3 separate regions of the Mus musculus genome follow, and all the other regions are linked to region 2. The links are chromatin loops, found by intact Hi-C in ENCODE. Cell type or tissue: left cerebral cortex. All regions are shown on one strand. Region 1 overlaps Trio (triple functional domain (PTPRF interacting)). Region 2 overlaps Trio (triple functional domain (PTPRF interacting)). Region 3 overlaps Trio (triple functional domain (PTPRF interacting)).

Region 1 (8,000 bases), 81 kb after region 2:
AAGTGAAGTTCTGATGGGTGTAAGGGACCCATGGCTGGTGACATGACATGTTTTCACGACTGTCGACTCGGGAGTTTGACTGAGCCTAAGCCCAGTTGTCCAATTGCTTGGCCTTCCAAGGAGATAATTGCAGCGACAGGAGTAAACACCCACGCTAAGCACTGAATGTCCACGCTAAGCACTGAATGTTTTAGTAACTATTCCAAGCAAAACAAGACTGGAGCTACCTAGTGTTAGAGTGTGTCTGTATTAACTGTTTCGTGAGTATTGTGGACAGTAACTCTTCCTTAATGATAGAGTCGGAGAAACAGACTACTTAACTTCCTTGTCCATTTGATTTCTCTCCTCTCTTGAGCCATCTCGTTGATCTCGTGAGCAGTAACAAATGTCCATTTCCTTTTGAGACAAATCGGGAAGTGACAGTTCATATTAAAACAGGAAGCCCTTTGGATCACCAGTGTTTTCCTCCCAACACCCCGCACCACGTGTAGCTTTAAAACATGATTTACGATGCATTGGAGTGGTGGGAGAGTCACAGTGGTCAGGTATGGGCTGGAGGCACACAGGCTCCTAGGATTTACCCAGTGTGGTATTTGAAAGCTGCAAGACTTTGATAAAGGCACAAGATCATTGTTTCAAACTAGTGTCACTGGGAACAGTATGGCCGGAGGTGGGGTTCTCTTCTGTCTCTACTCTGGGTGACCTCAGGAAGATCATGGAGCCATGTAACGAGCAGTTCTCCCTGGCTGTTACCTCCTTGGAAGGCCAAGCACTTGGACAACTGGGCTTAGGCTCAGTCAAACTCCCGAGTCGACAGCCATGAAAACATGTCATTGTGCTTTAGCTAATCAAGGGACGCAAACTACTCTTTGCCAAGACCTCCCTCTTGTTTCTTAATCACCGTGCTCTGCCCATACCTGTTCCCCATCGCCATCCTCCGTTGCAGTGATGGGGCGTCACAGTAGCTTAGTCTTCAGCTCAGCTCTCTCCGTTTCAGCCTCCACCGTCCTGGTTCATGTTGGTTCCTTCACATGGGAACTGGGAACCAGAAAAGGAAAAGGGTGGCATCTCTTAGTGAGGGATGTTACCTGCTAATCTGTGTGTCTTTGCTTTGTTTTTATCCATGAACCCATCATTCAGAGTCTCACCCCCATCTCTCTCTCTCTCTCTCTCTCTCTCTCTCACACACACACACACACACACACACACACACACACACACCCCTATGTGCACACAGTGGATGAGTGACACTTCCTTTCATTTCCTGAAGCCCTGGCCACTTTAAGCATCTCTCCTGGCCTTTGCCCCGTGTCATTTGCCCACATCGGTAGTATGTGCCTTTGAAGATGGCAAACAGCGTTCCCACTGTCTGTGCCACCTTCTCCCTTCCCAGTACCTCAGCATACTGAGCCAAGATGCCTCGGGGTGTGCTCAGGTGAGTTGCCTGTCAGCTAGGCCTGTTCCTGTGCCTGGCACCAGGATTGAGGGTGTGTGGTATCTTCCCTTTCTGCCCTTGGTTTTGGGTCCTGAGCCAAGTAAAGAAACTGAAATGTCTTGTTCAACTCTCAGTTGCCAAGTTAGATGCTGCTGCTGCTGCTGCTTTTGCTGTCTGTTACTTTGATGTGTGAATATGAACCTCAGAATTATGGAGATCATCAGTCAGAATTAGGAATAGTTTTAATGACATAGGATTCCATTATGTTGAAAGGTGGTAAAACACAGCTTCAAGGAGAGGTTTGTTAGTTCTCAATCCTATTATGGTAACCTGTTCACATAGGGAAGAAAAACTTGATTCTTTGTATCTTACTTTCTTCGGAAAATCCACTACATTTTATGATTTCATTGTAGATTCTTTCTTACAAGTTGAACACATGATCTATCTATCTATCTATCTATCTATCCATCAATCTGGCATCTATCTTATCTGTTTATATCTATCAATCATCTATTATCAGTGTGCTTATATTATTATTATTATTATTATTATTATTATACACATCAAAATACTTGTTACTTTGTCAACAGAGTTTACAAGTTAGACTGATTATATTGCTAAAAAGGTGGGATTTTGTTACAATTTTGCTTAGACCTCTGAGTTTAAGGAGTATCAGTGGATTTTGTATTTGTATTTAGGAAACCCCAGCATTAGAAGCTGGCAAAATACCAATATAAATGAGCAAAGGATTTTGGAGAAATCATGTATGCATATCTGTAGCTTTACTCCATTTGTATTTTTAAAACAATTAGACATGGATGTGCGACCTGAGCATCTGCTAATGAGCATCCTGTCTGCAAAACCTTTTGTCTAGTGTTGCTACAGGGAAGTGTGCTGGATGTATTTCAGAAGCATCCGCTGCCAGTTCAAAGTGACATTGAATAGATTAGTAGGGTTAGATGAATTGATTCAAGCCATTCATTACTCAACTGGTTAATTGTGTGTTGACTGTGTAGATTAAATACACACAGGGCCCTGGCAGCGTCCTTGAAGCCAGGGCCTTATGGGGGCAGACAACGGATCCCAGGTCCAGCCTTGTTCTCTGTGCATCGAGCAGGGTCGTTCCTGCCTTCTGGGTCCCTCTCACCTATCCTGAGTTGGGCTCTGTTTTGGAGCAGATGGTCCTCAGTAGAGCTGACGTTTGTTGGCACTGTTGTGGCACAGTGTGCCAGGCACTATGTTCAGGGTTTTAAGGCTTGCCTGTTAGTGCTTAGGGCAAGCCTGCTTAGAGACTCTAAGGAGTTTATTAAGGTGCGGTAGTTCTTGGGTGTGCTTCCAGAGGCTGACTTCCTTAAAATGATGTTCTTTCCTGTGAGTCTGATTCCCCTCCAGGTGCTCTGAGCTGGAGACTGCATAGGTGAAGCACAGGGACCCTGGTGACGGGGATGCAGTTCTCTCTTCAGGTGTTTACAGGCTGGGGTAGACAGCCTTGCAAAACTGCCCTTGTCTGGCTTCAGGCTTCTGCTGTTCTTCCCAAGGCAGGTGCATACACAGGATTCTCACGACAGCTCTGTAAACCAGACCTGGGCATGGAATGGCTGCGGATTATTTCTGGTTCTAGGGCCATCCTGTGATCCTGAGGTGGCTGAGGTGGTTGTTATAAACTTATGCCAGCCAGCTGCTGGGCCTCCTTATTTACTGAGTGAGTACCCAGCACTCACTGGGCTGTCTGTGGAAGAGGGAATCACCAATGGAGTGTGTGTCTGCGGGTTCTGACGTCCTTTATTCTGTTCTGTAAGTTTAATTTGCATTTGTCGAGATCACACTAAATGACCCGTAGGCACAGATCCTGTGCTGCTCTGCTGGACGAGGTTTTGAATGACCGTTAGCGGCAGGTGTGTTTGCTTACAGGATACATTTTGTGAGCAGGCTTCTTGGTAATAACATCATTCTGGGCTGGCGCCTTCCCCCATCCCCACCCCGGCTTTCATTTATTTGTTTGTTTGTTTGTTTGTTTGTTTGTTTATAATTTAATGGAGTCACTGTAAATGAGAACAGAAGTTGCCCTGCGTGGGGATGTGCCCAGCTCTCCTCCCTAACACCAGCTCTTCCGTCTCTGTTGGCAGTGAACGCCACACAGTGTGGGGAACTGAGAGTCTGTGCGCAGTGGGAGGAGAACTGTCCTACCTTCCTCCCAAGACCGCTCCAGTCTCGAAACAGTGCATTAGACAAGACACAGGGAAACGATGAATATGAACCGCTAGAAAAATCCAACCTGCTTGATTATATCGTCTTTGGGGGACATGTTTTTATTTTCGACACGGAAGACAAATAAGGGCGACTTTCCACAGAAGCGCAGCTCTCCGTTGCAGCTCCCTGTGGTGCTTGCAGCACTGAACAGCCCCTCCTGCAGTTCATCCTCGCACAAAGGAGATGATGTAATCCCTTTAGCTCTGGCCACGTGGCCAGCATGCCGTCACTGTCTTCACACAGATACCTCTGTGCTGCCACGGCCCTATTGGTTTCTTGCAGCCGCGCATTTGTAATTAAATTGCTTTTCCTTTGTCAGGCTGCCCTTCACATGGGGTCACAGGAATGTGAACAAGGCTATCCTGCTCGCAAGGAGGGATTGCACTGGTGGAAATCATAACCAGAAAAATGACCAGAGTGTGCAAAGCAGCGGAGTCTCCTTGAGTGGTGATGGGGGCAGGGCAGGAATGTTTGGTTGCCAATAGCAACCACTTGCTTCATTATTAGAAGAGAAAACCTCTGGACTTTCTGCTTCTCTCTTTTCCCTTGCTCTGCTGTGACTGGTTGAGGGAAGGGCCAGCAGAGATGTGTGCTGGAGAGGGGAGGAGACAGATGCTCAAGGGTATTCAGCTGGATGTCCATACAAGCACATCCTTTCCGACACCTGAACCCCCGCCGTGTGCGCTGCCTCTGGCCATGCCCCTCTCCACTGTCGTGACTGCATCCCGTGGCAGTCATAGCCACATGACAGCTGCTGTGAGCTGTGCCACATTCCGCCCAGCTCCGGTGCAAGATGCTTGCATGCATTTTCTCTTTGAATGCTCCAACGATTCTCCGAAATGCATGACTCACCCAGGAAGAAACTGCAGCCAGGAGAGAGGAAATGATTGCTGTGGCCCTTCCAAGCCTAAAGTGATTCCACAGAGGAGTCAAAGAAGGGCTAGAAAGACACTGATCCACACATTCAGGCTTGCCGCCTTCTGCAATAAGTCAGTAGTCTCTGGGTCTGTGAACCCACCACAACTGAGGCTTAGTTGTGCAAACTAGCGCTATATACAAGGGTTTAATTTTCCCAGTGGTATTAGTTTAATGACCAGGTGGTACCATCAGAAGATTTAGGTGGCTGCAAGGTGGGGCTGGTGAAAAAGCTCATTGCAGCTCTCACAAAGGTCCTAGGTTCAGTTCCAAGCACCCACATCAAGTGGCTTACACCACCTGTAATTCCAGTTCCAGGGGATCTGACACCCTCTCCCAGTCTCTGTGGGCCCTGGCACACATGTAGTCTACACGCATACACACAGGCACGCTGTTTTAGTTTGTCTCCTGTTTATGTGATAAAATGCTGACGAAAAGCAACTGTGGGCAGAAATGGTTGATTTGATTTAGCGGTTACCCTCATCAGTTGAGGGGTTCCAGGGAAAGAGCAGAAGCAGAGACCATGGGATACCACTGCCTCCTGCCTCAGTTTTCATGGCTTGCTTAGCTTGTTTCTTAGACATGCCAGGACTGCATGTCCAGGGGTGGCACTGCCCATAATGAACTGGGCACTCCTTCATCAGTAACGAATCAAGAAAAGCCTCATAGACTTGCCTAAAGGTCATTTCTCAGATTTACCCTAGTTTTTGTCAAATTCACACACACACACACACACACACACACACAGACAAAATAAATCTTAAAAGAATGATAGGGCTCCATTGATGTCATGGCGACAGTTTTTGAAGTGCAAACATCTGGATCGCATTAGCAAAGCAGCTTCTAAAACCACAATGAGACAGCCCAGGCTGTTGGCCCAGCGTCTCCAGGGACCTTGCCGATAAGTGAGTGGCATTGGACTAATTTTGGTTAGTACTTATGGGCTGCACACAGAGTGACAGAAATAACTCCTATAAATCAGGAATCAGATCCCCTTGATCCCAGGTCCCCAAAGAGCCCTCCTTGCTGGAGAATTTGGACAGAGGGTGGGGAATAGATGTGGGGAGGAAGGCTTGTAGCACAGTGTGCAGTCTTCCCACCTGGCCCTTGTGCCTCGTCTCCTTCCCAAGGCCGCATGCACATTGGGTATATTGGGCTGCATTGTTTCTTTGAAAAGGTTTCTCTGTGAACTGAAGAGTCTTGTGGGAGGAGGGAGGATGTGGTGACCTTCTGCTTCCTGAGTCCTTGGCTCCGTCCATTAGGTTTTGGTGCTTTACTCAGGCTCACCTCTCTCCTGTCTAGGGATGCTATCTGAGGGGTGAAATTTACCTTCCTGGGAGTGGCTGGGGATGGGGCATTTGGAACAGCTAAAGCTGTACCAGCAGATGGCGAAGGGTGGAGGTGGTGATGGTGGAGGTGGTGATGGTGGTGATGGTGGTGATGGTGGTGGTGGTGATGGTGATGATGGTGGTGGTGATGATGGTGGTGATGGTGGTGATGATGATGGTGGTGATGGTGATGATGGTGGTGGTGGTGATGGTGGTGATGGTGGTGATGATGATGGTGGTGATGGTGATGATGGTGGTGGTGATGGTGGTGGTGATGATGGTGGTGGTGGTGATGATGATGGTAATGGTTGTTGGTGATGGTGGTGATGGTGGTGGTGATGGGGTAGGCTTTGGTGTTTGATGGGAAGGAGGAAAGTCAGACCTTCTTTAGCTTTGCTTTCCTTGGTAGAATAAGTGGTGGCTGTCAGGTGAGGCTGAGGGTTGAGAGAAGCCAGGCAGGTGTCATGGTGACTATGGTTCCTAGGTCCTGTGCTTATCTTTTTGCCAGCTGTATGGCCCTGCTCATAGGAATGGCCATCAGTCCAGTCTGGACAGTGACAGTGAAGTCTTAAACAGAGTTTCTTCTCCAGCTACTGATCCTATAAAATAAGACATCGAAATAAAAATCACCAGTTTGGCTTTGTTTATACACAAATATGTTTATAAAATCCAGGGACTGCTTTCTTGGCTCTAAACGCTCATGTAAATCTGTGTCCTGTTCCCAATGTTGAATGACTATGAAATGGAGCATCTTTGCGCACACAGCATTTCAGTGTGCTGGGCATGCTCACCTGGCAGGTGCACACAGAGAATCACTTTTCCTTCACGGCAGCTCCCCACCAGTCCCTTTCTGAGTCTCTCCAGCCACACCCAGTCACATTCCTGGCCTCCTTGGTTTGTTGGTTTTGGGAGAACTGCTCAAGTTTGCAGTAGTGGGGTACTACTGAGAGCCAGACTCTGTAACTCATTGGTAACTGCCAGAGTACCAGGAGTTCAGAAAGCTGAGCTTAAGAATCTTGAGGTGGCCGGGCGGTGGTGGCGCACGCCTTTAATCCCAGCACTTGGGAGGCAGAGGCAGGTGGATTTCTGAGTTCGAGGCCAGTCTGGGCTACAAAGTGAGTTCCAGGACAGCCAGGCCCATACAGAGAAACCCTGTCTAGAAAAACAAAAACAAACAAACAAACAAACAAAAAAAAAAAACCCAACCAACCAACCAAACAAAAAAGAACCTTGAGGTGACCACACCTATGGGGTTCCACTAATGCCCTTGATGAGGTACCAGTTTTAAGACCCATCTTTCTGATGTTTCACATAGCACAGCATACTTTCTACTTTTGATTCTCATAGATTCAGCAAAACATCCAGTCCTGGAAGTTATTAGAACCTTGCTATTGAAACAAGTTCTCACCAGGTAGATCTCACTATGCTGGAACTCGCTATTGCAGACCAGGCTGGCAACAGACTCACAGATACCTGCCTGCCTCTGTCTCCTGAGTTCTGGTGTTAAAGGCCTAGACTACCGATCCTTGCTAAACAAAAACAGACAGTTTTTAATTTTGTGTATGTGTGTGTACTTGAGTGCAGTTGCCTGAGTTACACGCAGGTGTGAGTTGCCGTGTGTGCTGCGAATCAAACACAGGTCATCCGTCCACAAGAGCAGCGTGTGCTACTAACTGCAGAGCCATCTCCTAGCCCCCAACACCTTGTCTTGGGCATCTCCTGTACATCCAACCTTCCCATATGTGATTACTCTGTTGTAGTCAGTGCTCTGTTGCTGTAAAAAGACACCATGATCATAGCAACTTGTTAAAAAGGAGCATTCAACTGGGCGTAGCTATGGTTCCAGAGGTTTAGTCTGTGGTCATCATGGTGGGAGCATGGGGGCATGCAGGCAGACGTGGTGACTGAGAGTTCTAGATCTGGATCTGAAGGCAGGAGAGAGAGAGAGAGAGAGAGAGAGAGAGAGAGACACAAGAGAGAGAGAGACAGAGAGAGAGACAGAGACACAGAGACAGAGAGAGACAGAGACAGAGACACAGAGACAGAGAGAGAGAGACAGATATAGAGTGCTC
Region 2 (8,000 bases):
AACCATGGGTACCAGTTTTAGTCTATGGCTCCGAGAGAGAGAGAGAGAGAGAGAGAGAGAGAGAGAGAGAGAGAGAGAGAGAGAGGCACAAGCTTAGTAAAGAAGCAAGAAAGGAATAAACAGAAAAGGGGACTAAGTCACCCAACACCTGTCCCACTAAGGCTCTCCCCTCTTCTGCTGCTGTGGCCTTCTCTGCTAAACACTCTACTAAAGGAAGTTCCTTGTTCATTTTGGCAATCCTGACCAACTATACTTAGGCTTGGTCTACAGTGGCAAGCTGACTGGTGCTGAAGTGGGTTGAGTAGGCAGCCATCAGGGTTTTTGGTTTTGTTGTTGTTTGTCAGTGGAATTTGAACTTCACCTTTCTTTGTTCAGAATGGGACACTGAAAAAAAAAAGATGAGGAAAATTTCAAAACTAAACCAAAACAAAGAGCTGTCACAGACTGGAGCTGGACCAGCTTTTTTTTTTTTTTTTTTTTTCAGATAGGGAGTCAGACTTACAGGGAGCTCCTGTGACTTTCTCCCAGAGTGCAGCTGGGTAGGGATGGGATCAGGGCTGAGAAGTCTGATAGGACACCGGTGCTCCTTCCTGGATGCCTCTCATGGCCAGGATGTTGCTTACATTAGTTCTCACCGCCCCTGGGACCAATCACTTTTATTGCCAATCTATTTTGGGTCCCTGTCCTTGTGGCAGTAAATCATTCTTTCAGAGCTCCGTATTTAACCTTGCAAGACTGTGTGCACAGGCTGGGGAGGGGGGGGGCACTTACATAAATGCATTATTTTTAACCTGCCTGGCATGCTTTGGTTGGCGTTAAATGAATGCGTGTGGAGAACAAAGGTTTGTGGTTCTTCTGAGGCCACCACGCTGGGGTTTCTTTCTTAGTAAGTCTCATTCTGGGTGCCTCTGCAGCTCCTCGCTTACCGAGGGAGGACGACGCTTACCGAGGGAGGACAACGTGAGTGTGTCACCTTGGGAGGGAGCAGCATGCAAGCTTTTTTTATGCGTTGATGCGATGGTTTTCATATGGAGGATGAGGAAGCTTTTCTTGATATTTATTCTCTTAGTACCGAGGAAGTGGCGGGCGTCAGATTCGAGTTCTGAGGCTTGGAAGCTGTGGTCATTCACGTACTAAACAGAGATTGTGTTCTCAAGAAGGTCCCTGGTACCCTGAGTGTTTTGAGGAGGAAAGCTTGGGGGCAGGGGAGTGGGGATGCTCTGTGCTAGTGTGTGTTGGTCGCTCCTTTTTAGGTGTCACGGCTAGCTAAGCTGTTTCAGAGGAAAGTAAGGAGTCTTCCATCAAGACATTGCAAACTCACTCACTGAGGTGGGATGTTACTTGATTTCCCCCCCCCCCCCCATGCTCTTTTAACTCTCTGAACTTTTCGCCAAGATTTTAAAATGAAGTCTGTGGTGATGTTCAAAGTGAAAGGCGTATTAATTGTGATTTTTTAAAAAAAGGTATGATTAACAAAATACAATTAAGGTACTTTTAAAAAAGACTTTTTAAATGTTATGATGATGGATTTGGATACTGGAAAGCAAGAGGTAACGTTTGAAGTTATCGACTTAAATGAGCCATAGCTGATACTTACTTTGTTTACTTTATTCCTGCGCCGAAGAAAATAAAATTTTAATCTCATATTCTTGGCAGGATTCCAGAGGGAAGTCATATTCTTAATCAATAGCCACACTTACCTAGAAAAATCACTTATGTTGATAGGAGCGAGCTGTGTTAGACGATAAAAAGCAGTAACGGTGACCTTCCAATCCTTCATCAGCTCTACAGTGGCGTGGCCAGGGTTACCTTGAGCGTGTTATCTTGACAGGACGGCAGGAAGACAGGTCCTGCTCGGACACTGAAGGAAGAAAGCATTTGAGTGGCACTTCTCTGAATTCCTGTGGAATGTCTTTCCTGCCTGGGTGTCCTTTCCCTCATTCCTGCTTCTCTTGTCCTTTGGTGAGCTGGCAGGGGCCGAGCCATCTGCCTGGAGGACAGGTGTGCTTTGCATCTTCACTTTATTGAATCAGATGCAGCGGCCAGGAGAGGTCCACAGCTGGAGCAAGACCCTGGCTCCCTCCCAGAGTGCTCTTCTTTCTTTTCAGAGTTCTCAGAGGAGGAGCTGTCACCAAAGGAGTGGCACAGGAATGGCCATGAGGAGCTTTTCTGTGACCACTGCAGAGCTGGCTGCTTTATCACATTTTGGCTTAGTCCCTGCCTGTGTCTCTGAATTGATAAAAAGCAGCCTAAGGCTGTGGGGGAAGGCCCTACAGGTGTGGGTGTGTGGCTGTCACCTCTGCTTTCTGTCCCTGAGTTTTCCTGATTTCTGGTGTTAGATTCTCCTTCCTTTAAAGTAACTTTGCCTTACCTAACTCTCCACCAAACCCCTTCTATACTTCAGCTCCCTGCTGGCTTAAAGAGACCAGTATCTCTAATAGGCTGTCCCAAGGTTGTGATGTGATTAGGCCTTACACGCAAGACCTCCTTGTTTATGGGAAATCTCCCTCTGAACATTTATGGTTAATCTGTAAATGTTCATTTGCAATTCTTAGTCAATAGTAGACACATTAAATTTCCTTCATAACTGTGTTTTGACTTCATAATTTCCCCTTTCTATTCTTTATCCACCTAAGGAAGCCCCTTAAGATCCAAATAAGGAGCCGCCTGCTTTCTTGGGAAAGTTTATATTGCTTGTCACAGAGCTGGTGAGAGATGTTCACTTGGGCTGCAGTGAGCAGAGCTGCAGGAAGAGGGTGACCTCTGGAATTGTCTCTCTCCAGAGACTTTGCCCCCTGTGGAGTGTTTAGTCTGAGGGCCACATGTGCTCTGCAGGCCAAAGATCTTTTGTTGACAAATGTACTTGACTTTTAGCTTCCTAGCTCCTTGTCTAAGATCCTCTTGGGAGGGGATTACAAAGTCACCTATAGACAAGTGTGATGTACTAGATATATCACCCAATTTGGTTTTTTTCTCCGAAAATAAAAGTTCCTTCCTGGGTTCCCATGAGAAGTGTGCCTTGCGGGAAGCCATCTGGTATGTAAGTAAGAGGTAAGATTGGTGGCTTGAAGCACGACTCACCAGTATTGCAACACTGGCAGCTCTGATTGCTGCTGCTCTGAGTTTTCCCGCTCTCGTGACTTTTACTGCAGTGCCTCTGTACTTCTGGCATTGAACAAGCTTTCTAGGGATTTGGAGATGGGCTGTTCCTGTCTTCCTGTTTGCAGATCATCCTCTTTGTATCGACTTGTCTCATATTCTGATGAGGAGAAGGGAAAGATGGATGGTGGAAATCCACAAGATTTTTAGCAAAATGGAGCTCTTCTTAGTAATTCTGGTTTTGGGGATACTGGATTACATAGATTGTCACTGTTCATGAAGAGAGGGAACCCCAGATGAGTCCCCCTTCTGTGTGTGTCTGTGTGTGTGTGTGTGTGTGTGAGAGAGAGAGAGAGAGAGAGAGAGAGAGAGAGGCAGAGAGAGAGAGACACAGACAAAGAGACAGAGAAAGTGACTCCCCAAACATACCTATTATTCTGAATACTGCATAAGAGCCATTAACACCAGCCCTGCCCTCCAAGAAAAGCTGGCTGTTTGTTAGTATTCTCATTCACTGGCCACTTGGTGCTGTGATTTGCCAGGTCCCATGTAAGATGTCTCTCTCTCTTTAAAACTCAGATCTCCTCTTCAGCATGTGGTGTGGTTCTGGGTTGCAGATGTCTCTGTCAGCTTCTTGTGCCCCAGGTCTCTCTTATAAAAATACCTGTTCCCTTTATTTTCCCAACCTCTGTTGGGCAAGTAAAGGGGCCTCACTGTATACCGCATCCTGTAGAGTCTGGACTGTCATTTGAAATGTAAGACATAGATTCTTGGGTGTTGATGGTCAAAGCTATAATTCCACAGTGTAGTACCAAGTAAAAGTTGACTGAAAGGTTCTAGGATACAGCAAGTGTTTCCCTGTGTTGGTTTGGGCTCTGTAATTTAGTTTCTGTGTCTCTTTCTACCTAATTATATCGCATACTACTTTTACACAAATAACACAAGTAGCCCCACATTGCCAAGGGAGGAGTATGGCTGGCTTGGTTTACTTGACTCACATCTGTTGCAGACCATGGGGAAGTCTTGACTGACGTATTGCTCCCGTGTCTTTGGCTGTCTGGACTGGGTGAAAGTGCTGGGAAATGTCTGTGGCTATGAATGCAGTGTTGGCAGGAGAGGCAGAGCAGGGCCCAATGGAGCTAGCCAGGTAAGGGATTCCTTATGCCATTACCTTGTAATATATTGTAACGAGTCCTAGGGCTTTCTTCCTTACTTAGGGAAAGAACAAGCCAGAGGGCTGGGGAGCATCTTTTCAAGCAGTGGTTTTCCTAAGTGGCCATGGGCGTCCTGGCTTGTCTGTGTTTCTGTTTTGTTCTCTCTGCCCCCTCCTTTGCTGTTTTTCATGCTCTGTACAAGCAGATGATATTGAGAGATTGTGGTGGTGGTGGGAAGGTCATTTGTTCCTTTTCCTTTTAGTAAGACAAGTGTTAGGCATTTGTTTTGGGCTCTTCTACATTTGGGATGCGGTTTTACGAGACTCAGTTGATCTGATCTCCTCAGAGTTGATAGTGTATTGACGAATAAAAGAACAGAATTGGGTGGGTATTTTAGTCTGAAATTGGGGATTCCTTTTTTTTGTTGTTTTGTTTTTTGTTTTTTGTTTTTTGTTTTTTTTCTAGACAGGGTTTCTCTGTGTAGCCCTGGCTGTTCTGGAACTCACTCTGTAGACCTGGCTGGCCAGGAACTCAGAAATCTGCCTGCCTCTGCCTTCCAAGTGCTGGGATTAAAGGTGTGCACCGCCACTGCCCGGCTTGGGTGTTACTTTTGAACCATTATTACGTTAAGTCTTTTATTTCAAAGTAACCAAGGGTAATACAAAGGGCGGTCAGGATGAGCTTCTTTGAATTGTAGCTTCGCTGTTACTTTTGCCTTTTCAGGGTATTTAGTCGGCTGTGTCTTCATTGTTAAATGCATGTAAAGATACATTTACTTGGAAGGGGAAGAAACTAATTTGAGAGGTCAGAACTCATACTCTGCAGAGAAGAAGGCTTTCTCTGATTTGCGAGTTGTTGCCATTTCCCTGTTTGTTTTGTCTGCCTCTGTGGATTTGGATACATCATTTCCCTTTTGATCCTGAACCATCCCACAGCAAACGGTAGAAATGATGACGTCCATCGCCTGTAAATCAGGAGAGCTCAACCTGTGGGTCGTGATCCCTGTTGGGGGTGGGGGTGGTATAACTGGTATCCTGCATATCAGATATTGACATTAAGATCCATAACAGTAGCAAAACTATAGTTATGAAGTAGCAACAAATAATTCTGTGGTTGAGGGTCACCACAGCCTGAGGAACTGTATTAAAGGGTCGCAGTGTCAGGAAGCTTGAGAGCCGCTGCTTTAAATGGTTCCATATGTGTTTCTGAGAGCAAGAAAATGTCCTGACACAATGATGAAGGTCAGGAATTATTGATTTTTTTCCTTCGAGATAGAATCTCATGAAGTAACCTGGGTAGGCCCTGAATTTGTAATCTTCTTGCTTTGGCCTCCCTAGTGCTGAGAGTATATGCCTATAGCATCATACTGTGTGAGTACAATACCATCATATAAAATCTACCAATTTAATATAATTTAATCTGTTGACAGCAAGTACTTTATTTTGTTTGTTTCATTTTTGTTTTTCGAGACAGGGTTTCTCTGTGTAGCCCTGGCTGTCCTAGAACTCACTTTGTAGACCAGGCTGGCCTCAGACTCAGAAATCTGCCTGCCTCTGCCTCCCAAGTGCTGGGATCAAAGGCGTGCGTCACCATCACCTGGCCGAAAATACTTTTAACAATTAAGAAAATTATGACCCATGATCATTTTAGGATCACATATTGCATTTAGTTTTATAGCTGTTTGGATGCTTTTAATAAGAACAACTTCTTAGTCTGTCTTCTCCGTTACCTTGATGTTATTGAATATGTGTACTGGTTAGCATCTGCCAGGTTGAGATGTGTGATTCCCCATTAGATTCAGGCTGTGGAGTTTTTGTCAGGTGATCTTCCTGTAACAACACATCCAGGAGCAATCCCGCTGCATTCAGCTACCCCACTACATCTAGCTGTCTAGCTATCCACTGCATCCAGCTGCTCCACTGCCCTCCAGCTGCCCACTGCTATCCAGCTTCCCCATTGCCATCCAGTTGCCCACTGCCATCCAGCTGCTCTACTGCTATCCAGCTGCCCCACTATGCAGCGGCTCCACTGCCATCCAGCTGTACCCACTGCCTTTCAGCTATCCCATTGCTCTCCAGCTACTCCACTGCCATCCAGCTGCCCCAGTGTGGTAGTGTCACTTTTCATCATATGATCCAGGTGGTCACTCCAGGTCCCTTTCCCCTTGTAATTACTTAGCATTTCGTGGTGAGATAATGTGCAGCTGTGTGAAACCTTCTTTTTTTCCCCTTTTTCTATTTGTTAGTTGTGGCGTCTCTTGTAGATCATTGTCTGAATTACTTATTAGTTGGTGCTTTGCCAAATAGTGGCTTTTCTAACAGTATCCTCCTCTGTTGGTTTTTTCCATCACAAGAAGGCGTTTTCCCTTTGCACATCTTACATGTGTGATGAGCACGGCCTCATGAATGGCATCCTGTGCGTTCTGTTAGTTACAAACTTGCTGCCATTATCTTGCTGCTCAAATTGTCCACAATTTGAATAGCAGCTTTAGGCTGGCTCCTTTATCTTTTGTAACCCGTCTCCATCATTTTATTTCATTTTTAGTACTTGTTCACTTCGGGGCACAATAAATAGTTCAAGGATCATCTTGTTTTTCCCTTGCCCCGGCCCAGGGATCAGCCATTACTGGTTCATTTTAGCAGAATGGGCGATCAGTGTGCTCATTGCCTGCAGAACCTCTCAGTGGACTGAGCTCGTGACTGTGTGTGTAAATACTGCATAACCAAACACACACTCAGCATAATTACATGGTTGCACTTATCCTTGGCTCTCTTTCTTCACCTAACTGAAAGAAAAACCATGTGTTGAACGCAGGCCTCCAGCACACAGGGCTCTTCTTGCTGGTTCCATGTTTGTGACTCTTTTGATAGTGAAGAGTCTGGCTTCCCTTACCTCACATGCAGGAGGCAATTTCAGAATGCCTGCCTCTACCAAAGTGATAGACAGATGTCCATCTGGAGATGTCCATCTGTCCATTAAAGTGGAGAGAGTGAACCCCAGTCCTGGTGAGCTTTTGTTCCACACAGAGCCTGGTTGGGTAGTCATCTAAACAGATAAACCCTTCAGCCCCAGAGGCCGCCAGGCTGCACCTGTGGCTTGCTTTCCAATGTTGCTGCAGCACAAAGTTTGAAATAAGATGTCTCCAAGAGGGAAAGAGATCAGTTTCAAATAGATGTAGTTTACTAACAGGACGGAAGTCTATCGTCTTCATTGCATTGTGCATTAGTTGCCAGAGAGAAGAACTAAGAAGGAAGGTGGTACATCAGTCAGGACACCTGACAGGGCATCTATCAGTAAGGATGTTTGATGAGCTATCTATATAGGATCTGCAGTAGCAATGGCTGTGAGCTAGATGAGGCTGGATTGGGCCCATCTGGTCTCAGGACTCCAGTGCACTCTCACTTGAAGTAAGGAGCCATGGCTTGAAGGTGTTGCTTGCTGCCTTCCCTGGAGTTTCCCCAGAGAATGCAGTGATACTCCTGGTTCAGTATGGGGCTCCTAGGAAATATGCAAGTGTATGTGCACGCATGTGCTCACGTGCACTCAGTTCTACAGATCAGAAAAGAGTGGGTGAGTTTTTTGTGCTACTGGCAGAGTATTGCCCATTTATTTGTTTAAGCATTAAGTCATAATGTGGAATTTTGGTTCCTGATTTGGGGAGATAACTCTTTAATTCTATATACTGTGTTCTGCACTTTCTACAAATATTCTCATTCTTGTTAAATTGTATTCTGGAGAATTTTGACT
Region 3 (8,000 bases), 64 kb after region 2:
AAGTGAAGAAAAGAGGCGCTAAAAGCCACACGGAAGGCGACAGTCGCAGAGTGAGCACTCTCAGCGATTCTGAAGGCTAGGGAGTACATGTGCAAGATGGCTTGTCTGCCTGCTTTCGTGGATGATCTGTAAGGGGTTATCCTGGGGGTATTAGCAGATGATACCAGGCAAATACCAGCAAATAGAGCCTGGTAGAGGGAGAGTGGAATGGCTCACCAGAGGAACATATTTCACTTGAGTGCAAGCATTATCATTTTGTAGTTGTTTGAGGGAACCTTCCCCCAGTGGATCTGGGTAGGCACAGAAACAGAAATACTAATCTCAGAAGAGCCACGTGAAACTGGGGAACAGGGCATGATGCCAGCTTTTAAAGGAACAAAAGGAAAGAGTCCTCTGATGGACAGGACCTCTGAGTGACAGGCCCAGTGCATCATGCTCTGCGCTTCTGTGCTACTCAGACTAGTACACCTGACGGAAAGGAAGCGATGGCACCAGAGGGTCGGCAGGCGCCCGGGAAAGCAGCCAGTACTGCAGATGCACACATAGAGGAGGTGGGCTTGATGCAGAGAGGCAGACAGGAGACGATGATGGTCTGTCTAACCAGTGCCGCTGCTCAGGAACAAGGACACTTGCTTCAGCAAAACTGCCAGCCTGGCCACCCTGCTTGCACAGTTGTGTTATGAAAGGAAGGACTCTGGAGTCTGGAAACCAAGGAGTGCAGTTGCATACAGCTTCCTGTCACCAGCAGGACTCACCCAGAGTGCACAACAGGGTAAGCTTATTTGCAGAGTCTCAAGTTAGTAATCCAAAAATCCAAATGCCATTTCAGGCCAGACAGACAGGAGGGTTTATCAAATTAGTTTTCTTTTGTGTAAATTAAAGTATTGCTTAATTTTAGATTGTGTACTTACAGGAAAGTAGAAGACAGAGAATTCTAATCACAGCGTTATAGTTCATCATTGGCCGTGGAACTCAATGAAGCACGGTATCTGCAGTAACCAGCCTGATTGTCAGTGCTTTGGTAGCCCAGCATCCCGCACTGCTGGCCTCACTGGGACACTGTGGATAGAGGTGGCAGAAGGGAGGGAGAACATGCTGGCCGCAGCTTTGCGCCTCCACTCAAGGGGTGGAGCATAGGTGGAGCACCATCCTTAGCGGCAAAGCTGTGTCTGCCAGACAGACGAGTCCACTCGGGTCTTCGGAATATGAGCAGAGGCTCATGGGACAGCTTTGGGGGAAAACATACAGAAACAGAAAAATTGCACAATTTTAATAGCCCGAACCCCACCACCCATCCCTACCACCGCCGTGATATATTTCAGATATCAGGGACTTTGGCTGTTCTGTCTTTAAAGTGTTCAGGAAGTGTGTGGATGCCAGCAGCTCATACTGTGTCAAGTATTAGGGCACGGTCTCTAAACTCATTGCCTACAAGGTGAAAGTGGGGATATTGCCCATTGGTCCCAGCATGAGGAGAAAGCAGAGGGTAAATACACTGATGGTAGGGGAAGGGGCACCTGCACTGGTACAGGTATATAAGAGCTGATGTACACGACCATGGCGACCCCTGCACTGGTACAGGTATATAAGGGCTGACGTATACGGATGGACCATGGCGACCCCTGCACTGGTACAGGTATATAAGGGCTGACGTATACGGATGGACCATGGCGACCCCTGGGCTGTACAAGTGCATAAGGGCTGCCTTATAAGGACCATGGTGACACTGATACAAGAACCTAAGGGTTGCCTTATATGGACCATGGCTATGACGATTTGGCCAATGGCCTGGCCTGTTATATATTTGGTGCCGTCAGCCGAGGAGAAGCTCAGTATGTCTTCTCAGGACCATGATCCTCTAAACTGTGCAAGAAGTGACAAAGAAAGATGGCTCCATGAGGAAGGAACACCTACCTGTGTGAAGGCTCACCCAGAGCCTGGAGCGGCAACCTGAAGCCTCAGCCAGGAGTGACACTGCGTCCATCTGATGGGGTCACAGTAGGGGGATGAAGTCATTCAGTGGAGACTCGTACTCCTAAGTGGGCTAGTAATATAGCTAGGAGATGGAAGCAGCAGCATTCACTTGCCTTCACCCACCCCACGAGGGGCTGGACGATAAGCTAGAAGTTGGTTTCCTGCAGAGAAGAAGGTTTGACCAAGCAAAGTCCTGAGCCCAGCTTTGCCCCTAGCATGCTTACCACATCTGGAGTTCACAGCGAGGGCAGCTGTCTCTAATAGCATGTATTCTCTCATGGAGGGCTCTCATCTGTGCCTGGGCTCTCCTGTGTGGGCCAGCAAGCAGGCCCATGCAGGGTTCCTAATAGAGGAAGCCAACAGTGCAGTATGGTAAAAAGGGAACAAAGGTGTAGTGTTTTCTTTCTCTTTTTTGCTAGTGCTTGTGGAGTTTTTGTGAGGGAGCTGTACTTTGTGTCACAGGGCTGCATTCTGCCCCTGGAGCTTTGGGTCTGGTCTGTTTTGTGGGGTGTCAGGACAGTCCTCGATGACTGTCTCAGTAGGAAGAACCATCCGCACGTTGAGACCTTCACTTGCTAGCTCTCCCTGATGTCTCAGCTGGAGCACTGAGCACAGGCTATTTTTTGAAGCCTAGAAAAATGGTCCCCAGCTACGACCATGTGAGCCTGTGATTGACAAAAGTGTGTCAGGCGTCTCAGAGGACAGGCGGCTGGGGAATGTCAGAGAGGGAGGCGCACAGCATAACTGCAGCTGCCTGGGAGGTGTTAGGACCCGAACGAGCCCTCTCTGGCCGCTGCCTGCGGTGTCCTTCTGAGGGTCTCCTGGTGTGCTGAGCTGTGTCAGGAGGCCACATGTGAAATGGAACAGGTACAGATCACATCTTATTTTGACTAAGTCCTCTACAGTGACATCAACACCTGTGTGCTTTGTTGTCCCATTTGCTAGTAGAATGGTTTTGTCTTTATAAGATTTTACTTGGTAGAAAAAGCTTGCTTTCTTGTTAAGGTGGATTGAACATCTCGTATTGTAATTGACAGTGTTGAATCATTCAAATTGTAGGCTGGGACAAACCAGAAATTAGTCAGAGAATTTCAGGAATGTGCTCACAAAATGAGAGGCAGAAATTCAGATCTATTTAAAGGGACTCAGAATAGATCCTGCCTATCTCCTTTATATTTCAATTTATAATTAATTGTGATATGTATCTAAATGCTAAAAATACATTTAAGATAAAATTGGAACACGGCAAGATGCTCTGGGGCTGGTGATAACACTCTCATACCTAGCCCTGTGCTTGTGGACCGTGGGATGCTCTGCCTGAAGTAAGACCCATTCGCACCAAGAACGCCAGCATTGCACCGCTGCTGGCAGGGAACAAGTGGAAGAAGATGGCATATGTGAGCATTTATTTGCTGTGCGAAGGTTTAGCTGTGACTCTCCATGGGTGCTGAGAGGAACACAGCCTGCCCTCATTGCTGGAGGCTTAAGGGACAGTCAGCTCCACTCCACGACAGAAGCCCCCCCCCCCCAAGAAGCACTGAACATTTGTGGTCCCCATGGCCAGTCTGCAGAGCACAGCTTGACAGCCATACTGTCTTCAGAATGTGGAGTGCACTGATCCCCGTTGCTGTGAGACTTCTGCATGCAGAGAGCTTGCAGATGTTCTCACTGGTGACGCAGATAGTATGAGCCATGTCACTACCAATGCCATGACTGTCTCTAGTGGGGAGCCTTCCTCTGGCCATTGGTGGTTACTATTCTGTGGAGTCCAGAAACAGTGCTGGAAATGGCTCCTCCTCATAAACAGAATGGAGTTGAGGTCTTAGCTTAGGGTTTTCTCCTGCTAGGGGATATCTGAAAAGATTCTGGGGAGTTGAGCAAGATGCAAATGAGCATGGGGAGTAGGTGTATAGTGGGTTACCTTCCTCCCCCATCTTTGTGACAACTACAGATGTCCCCATAGATTACTAAATATAAAACAGAACGGAGGAGCGCGGAGCTAAGGGCTGTGGGGATAGTTAACCACATGGCTCATCCTGGATGACTACGTAGGTTGTCAGTGCAGGTGACACACAGGTGACGAACTCTATGCTGCTCTAGAGCTGCAGTGGCTGTCCTGCTGTGACTGGTCTTTTTATTTTTATTGTCACATTCCTTCTCTGTCCCCTTGCCTCCCCACTGCCCCAGTTCATTTGATGGTTTCTCTTTCATACCCTTCTCTGGGATCAGCGCTCTCAGCTTCGTGGTACAAGGTACCAGCGAGTCTTAATCATGTGTGAGGCGTGTGCAGAGGAGCTTATGAAAGTGGCGACCCAGGCATAGCACCTTCAGTGTCTCTGTTCTCGCCTACCAATTCTTTCTTCCCTTAGAGAGAAAGTGGTGGATACAGCTTATTGCACACTAGTACTACTGTCTGTATAGGTTCCCTGAGGGTTGCTTTTGCAGACCTATAAACGTTCACTTAAACAGTAGGTGTCACAAGGTTGCTTGATCTCATCATCCCAGCGTGGGGACTTAGCTTTAGCAGCTCTTGCCCAGTCCATGGCCTGCTCTGCACAGCATTACTAAAGAGCCCTCTTTCAAACAGTGCCTAATGCTCCAGACCCTGATTGTCTTCAGATATGAATGTTAAAGCTGGTGACAGACAAAGCGGTGGCAGTATGGCCCTATGGTCTAAGCAACAGATGCTGCCAGTTGCCATTCTCGAGTTTCAGTGTTGAGTCATGACCCCTGATATCTCAGGCCAGAGGGCAGATGCATTTGCGCTTGGACCTTCCAGGCTATCTGTATCTAGGGTTAGGTTCACAGTCTGTTGCTGGCACCTGTTCCTGAGCTTGCTGGGCATGTCTGGTTCTAGGAGCCTCTGCACAGGAGAAACATTTACCAACTTTGCTCATTTACCAGTTCTCTGAGTTCCCTAAGTGACTAAACAGAAAATATGCAAGCATATGGTGTCACTGTGACACTTCTTTCAAAGTTACATAAATTAGATATATGACTGCAGACATATAGGTAGCTTGCAGAAGTGTAACTACTCACTGAGACTCTACCTGTGCATGCTCATTCCATTAAGGATTCTGGCCTTACAGGTGTTGAGAGTCTGGTGGCAAATATAGGACTTAATTATAACACCCACAGCCCCAGCGGCCCCAAGGGTAAAAGCACATCTGTGGTTATAGCTGACCTTCAAGGTCAAGTCTTGCTGTCCTCATGTGTGATGCTGTGGTGGAGGGCAGAGCAAAGCAGTGGCGACTGCTTCAGGTCAAAGTGTCAGAGCTGGGGTGTCAGAGCTGGGGTTTTACCGCCATCTTTCTCAGTACATAGTGCTCCATCCTGGGCTTCAAGAGTTCCTGGAAGAAGATGTGAACAATGCCTCTGCCTCCGTTCCTTTTGCTGAAGTGAGCATATTTCCCATACTGTCTCCACCTCCTTGGTGAATATGGCTTCCATGTTAGGTTTCCTGCACAGAGAGGTCCTCCGTGGCCCCTGTGCTAACTCATGGCCCCTGTCATGTCTTCCTCTAGACTCTCAGCTCCACATTGGCTTGTGTTTGGGGTATTTATTATCTCAGGTGTTTCTGTTCTCCTGAAGGCCAGTCAGCCTTTATGAGGCAGGAACTGTCTGTCCTTGTTGACTGGCATAGCATGCAGTAGGCAGGGTAGAAATGGTTGCTGAGGGAATAAACGGACACCAACACTTCCGGTTTCATGTAGCAGGTGCACAGAGTAGAAGTTAAGGGGCTCTCTAAGAGAGTTTTTATCCTCCTAGCCATAAATCTAGGAGAGGAATGATGTAAATTGTAAAAATTCTATCAAAACAATTAAAGAGTGAACATTTTAAACATGAATTTTTTGTTTAATTTTTTCAAAAACTATTTGAAAGGGCTCATTCGAGTAGGGAATCAACTGGACACATAGGGTCATCTTTAGGAATAGGTGATAATGGAATAAGCCTGAACAGAGGCTTACAAAGGTGGGGACACATTCTGTGCTCTTGAGTTAAAAGATCTTGAAAAACTATTTGGTGCAATAAATAAAGGAAAACAATATGAAAACTGTTTCCGAGCTGGGTATGGTGACACACTTCTTTAGTCCTAGCATCTGGGAGGTAGAGGCAGGTGGATGCCTGTAAATTCGAGGCCAGTCTGGTATGTGGAGGGGGTTTCCAGGACAACCAGAGGTGTAAAACATTGTTTCAGTTTGGAGTGTACCGGGTACTGTTTAAAGTGAAACATTGTATGCTTCAGGGTCTGCAGACTGCTACAAAAGATACTTAGTCGGTTTCCTAGAAACAGTCAACAGGTGGGCTAAGAGGCATGCATGGCTGCTTGATTTCCAGTGGTGCAGAGTGTGGTTTGTAAAGACAAAGTCCCTGGATATTCTGACTTCATCTATGCACTACTGCAGAAAATGATAGCTCTTCTTCATTCCCAGTATACGTGGCATGCATTCTGCTTAGTCTTAATAGTAAGGCCAATCTGTTTAAGACATCACAGAAATTTGGAGCTTTTGATTTAACTTTATAAGAAAAGCTGAATGTAGGAGCATTTGTTCTCTTTGAGAAAAAACAGTGACCTAGTTTCTTTAATTAATTAAGAGAGAAAAATGACATCCATATAAAACAAAACCAAATCAAAGCGGGACATGATCCTCCCTCCAGGATGGTATTAATGTGACTTTAAGAATATTAGAGTACGTATTAGAGGTACATATTAAGAAGTATCTTTTGTTACTAGTGTCGCATATTAAATACAATCCTCTTGCCTCAACATCCTCAGTATTGGAATTACAGCTAGGCAAGCTGGCTAAGGCTTTCCAAGTAACTGATACTTTAAAAGACTACTTTAAGCATCCTGAGTATTGTCTAAAACTTACACAAATTAGCAAATTCTAAGAGTAAAAGTGATCAAATCTCAAACAAATTTAGGCTCCAGTTTAGTACCGTGAACAGAATGGTTCATGAGTGGTAGTTCTTCTCGCTGGGTCCTCTCAGTAAATCATTCATTGGGCCTTTTCCAGGACTTGCATTTCTCATGTATAGACAGTAGAGACACTTATCTTATAGGCTAGACATTTGGCAAGCTAATTAGCTTTGAGAAAATGCTTTGCAAACCAAAAGGATTACATAAATGAATGTTGGAGGTTGTGGTGGCCACGTGTAGCTTCTCATTGGGAATATGCTACTGGATGTTCTGAAATCAGAGGTTTCATGAAATGGAAACATTCCAGAAGTGTGCATCGGCTCCATGGTCTCCATTCTAATCTGTGAGCTTGCGCTTGAGCGCTGAATTCGTGGGGAAAGCTGTTGAAGGCTGTGCTGTGAAGGAGGTTCACCTTCTCTGGTCTCACTGAGAAAAGGACAAATTTGGACTGGCGGATTCAGCCAGTGATTGCAGGAGTAAGATCCCCTGGCACACAGTACTGGAGTGGTAGAGTATTATCAAATGGCTTATTTTTAAGGGTAAAATTCAAAGTGACGTGTGACCGTGGTTGTTGAATCGTTGTCTTAGTCAGGGTTTCTATTCCTGCACAGAACATCATGACCAAGAAGCAAACTGGGGAGGGAAGGGCTTATTCAGCTTACATTTCCACATTGCTGTTCATCACCAAAGGAAATCAGGACTGGAACTCAAGCAGGGCAGGAACTTGGAAGCAAGAGCTGATTGATGCAAAGGCCATGGAGGGGTGCTTCTTACTGGCTTGCTTCCCCTGGCTTGCTCAGCTTGCTTTCTTATAGAACCCAAGACTACCAGCCCAGAGATGGCACCACCCACAAATGGGCCCTCCAACCCTTGATCACTAATTGAGAAAATGCCTTACATCTGGATCTCATGGAGGCATTTCCTCAAGGGAGGCTTGGCTCTGTGATAACTCCAGCTTGTGTCAAGTTGACACACAAAACCAGCCAGTACAACTGTTAAGGAGACTAAGTATTTTCTGAGCTTAGGTTCTAGCTCAGTGGAGGAACACTGCCTAGCATGTTCCAGGACCCAGATTCAGCACCTGATATGGAGATAAACGATGAAA

What was found. A loop is a pair of places that touch in the nucleus more often than their neighbours do. Peaks named below come from ENCODE experiments on the same cell type or tissue, not always from the same donor. Only the 100,000 strongest peaks of a DNase experiment are listed, where the experiment ranks them.
Region 1: a loop joins it to region 2, with 4 times the contacts of the local background. A loop is called at or near these places in 22 of 42 quality-filtered maps.
Region 3: it touches region 2 in a loop (2.5-fold over the local background); 4 of 42 quality-filtered maps call a loop at or near these places.

What each region holds. Positions count from the first base shown.
Region 1 is chr15:27,933,641-27,941,640 of GRCm38, reverse strand. The region is part of intron 1 of Trio (triple functional domain (PTPRF interacting)); the gene reads left to right. Among named protein-coding and RNA genes, the nearest start is that of Gm29975, 57 kb to the left of the region's middle. In left cerebral cortex, a CTCF peak has its summit at 3,839; DNase peaks (open chromatin) are centred at 3,627, 3,853, 4,173, 4,490 and 1 more place; H3K4me3 peaks cover 1,029 bases; H3K27ac peaks cover 2,938 bases.
Region 2 is chr15:28,014,672-28,022,671 of GRCm38, reverse strand. All of the region lies in intron 1 of Trio (triple functional domain (PTPRF interacting)), which reads left to right. Among named protein-coding and RNA genes, the nearest start is that of Trio, 7.2 kb to the left of the region's middle. In left cerebral cortex, no CTCF peak of the experiment used is centred here; DNase peaks (open chromatin) are centred at 885 and 3,092; H3K4me3 peaks cover 672 bases; H3K27ac peaks cover 669 bases.
Region 3 is chr15:27,950,502-27,958,501 of GRCm38, reverse strand. All of the region lies in intron 1 of Trio (triple functional domain (PTPRF interacting)), which reads left to right. Among named protein-coding and RNA genes, the nearest start is that of Gm29975, 41 kb to the left of the region's middle. In left cerebral cortex, no CTCF peak of the experiment used is centred here; DNase peaks (open chromatin) are centred at 3,320, 3,903 and 7,118; H3K27ac peaks cover 4,673 bases.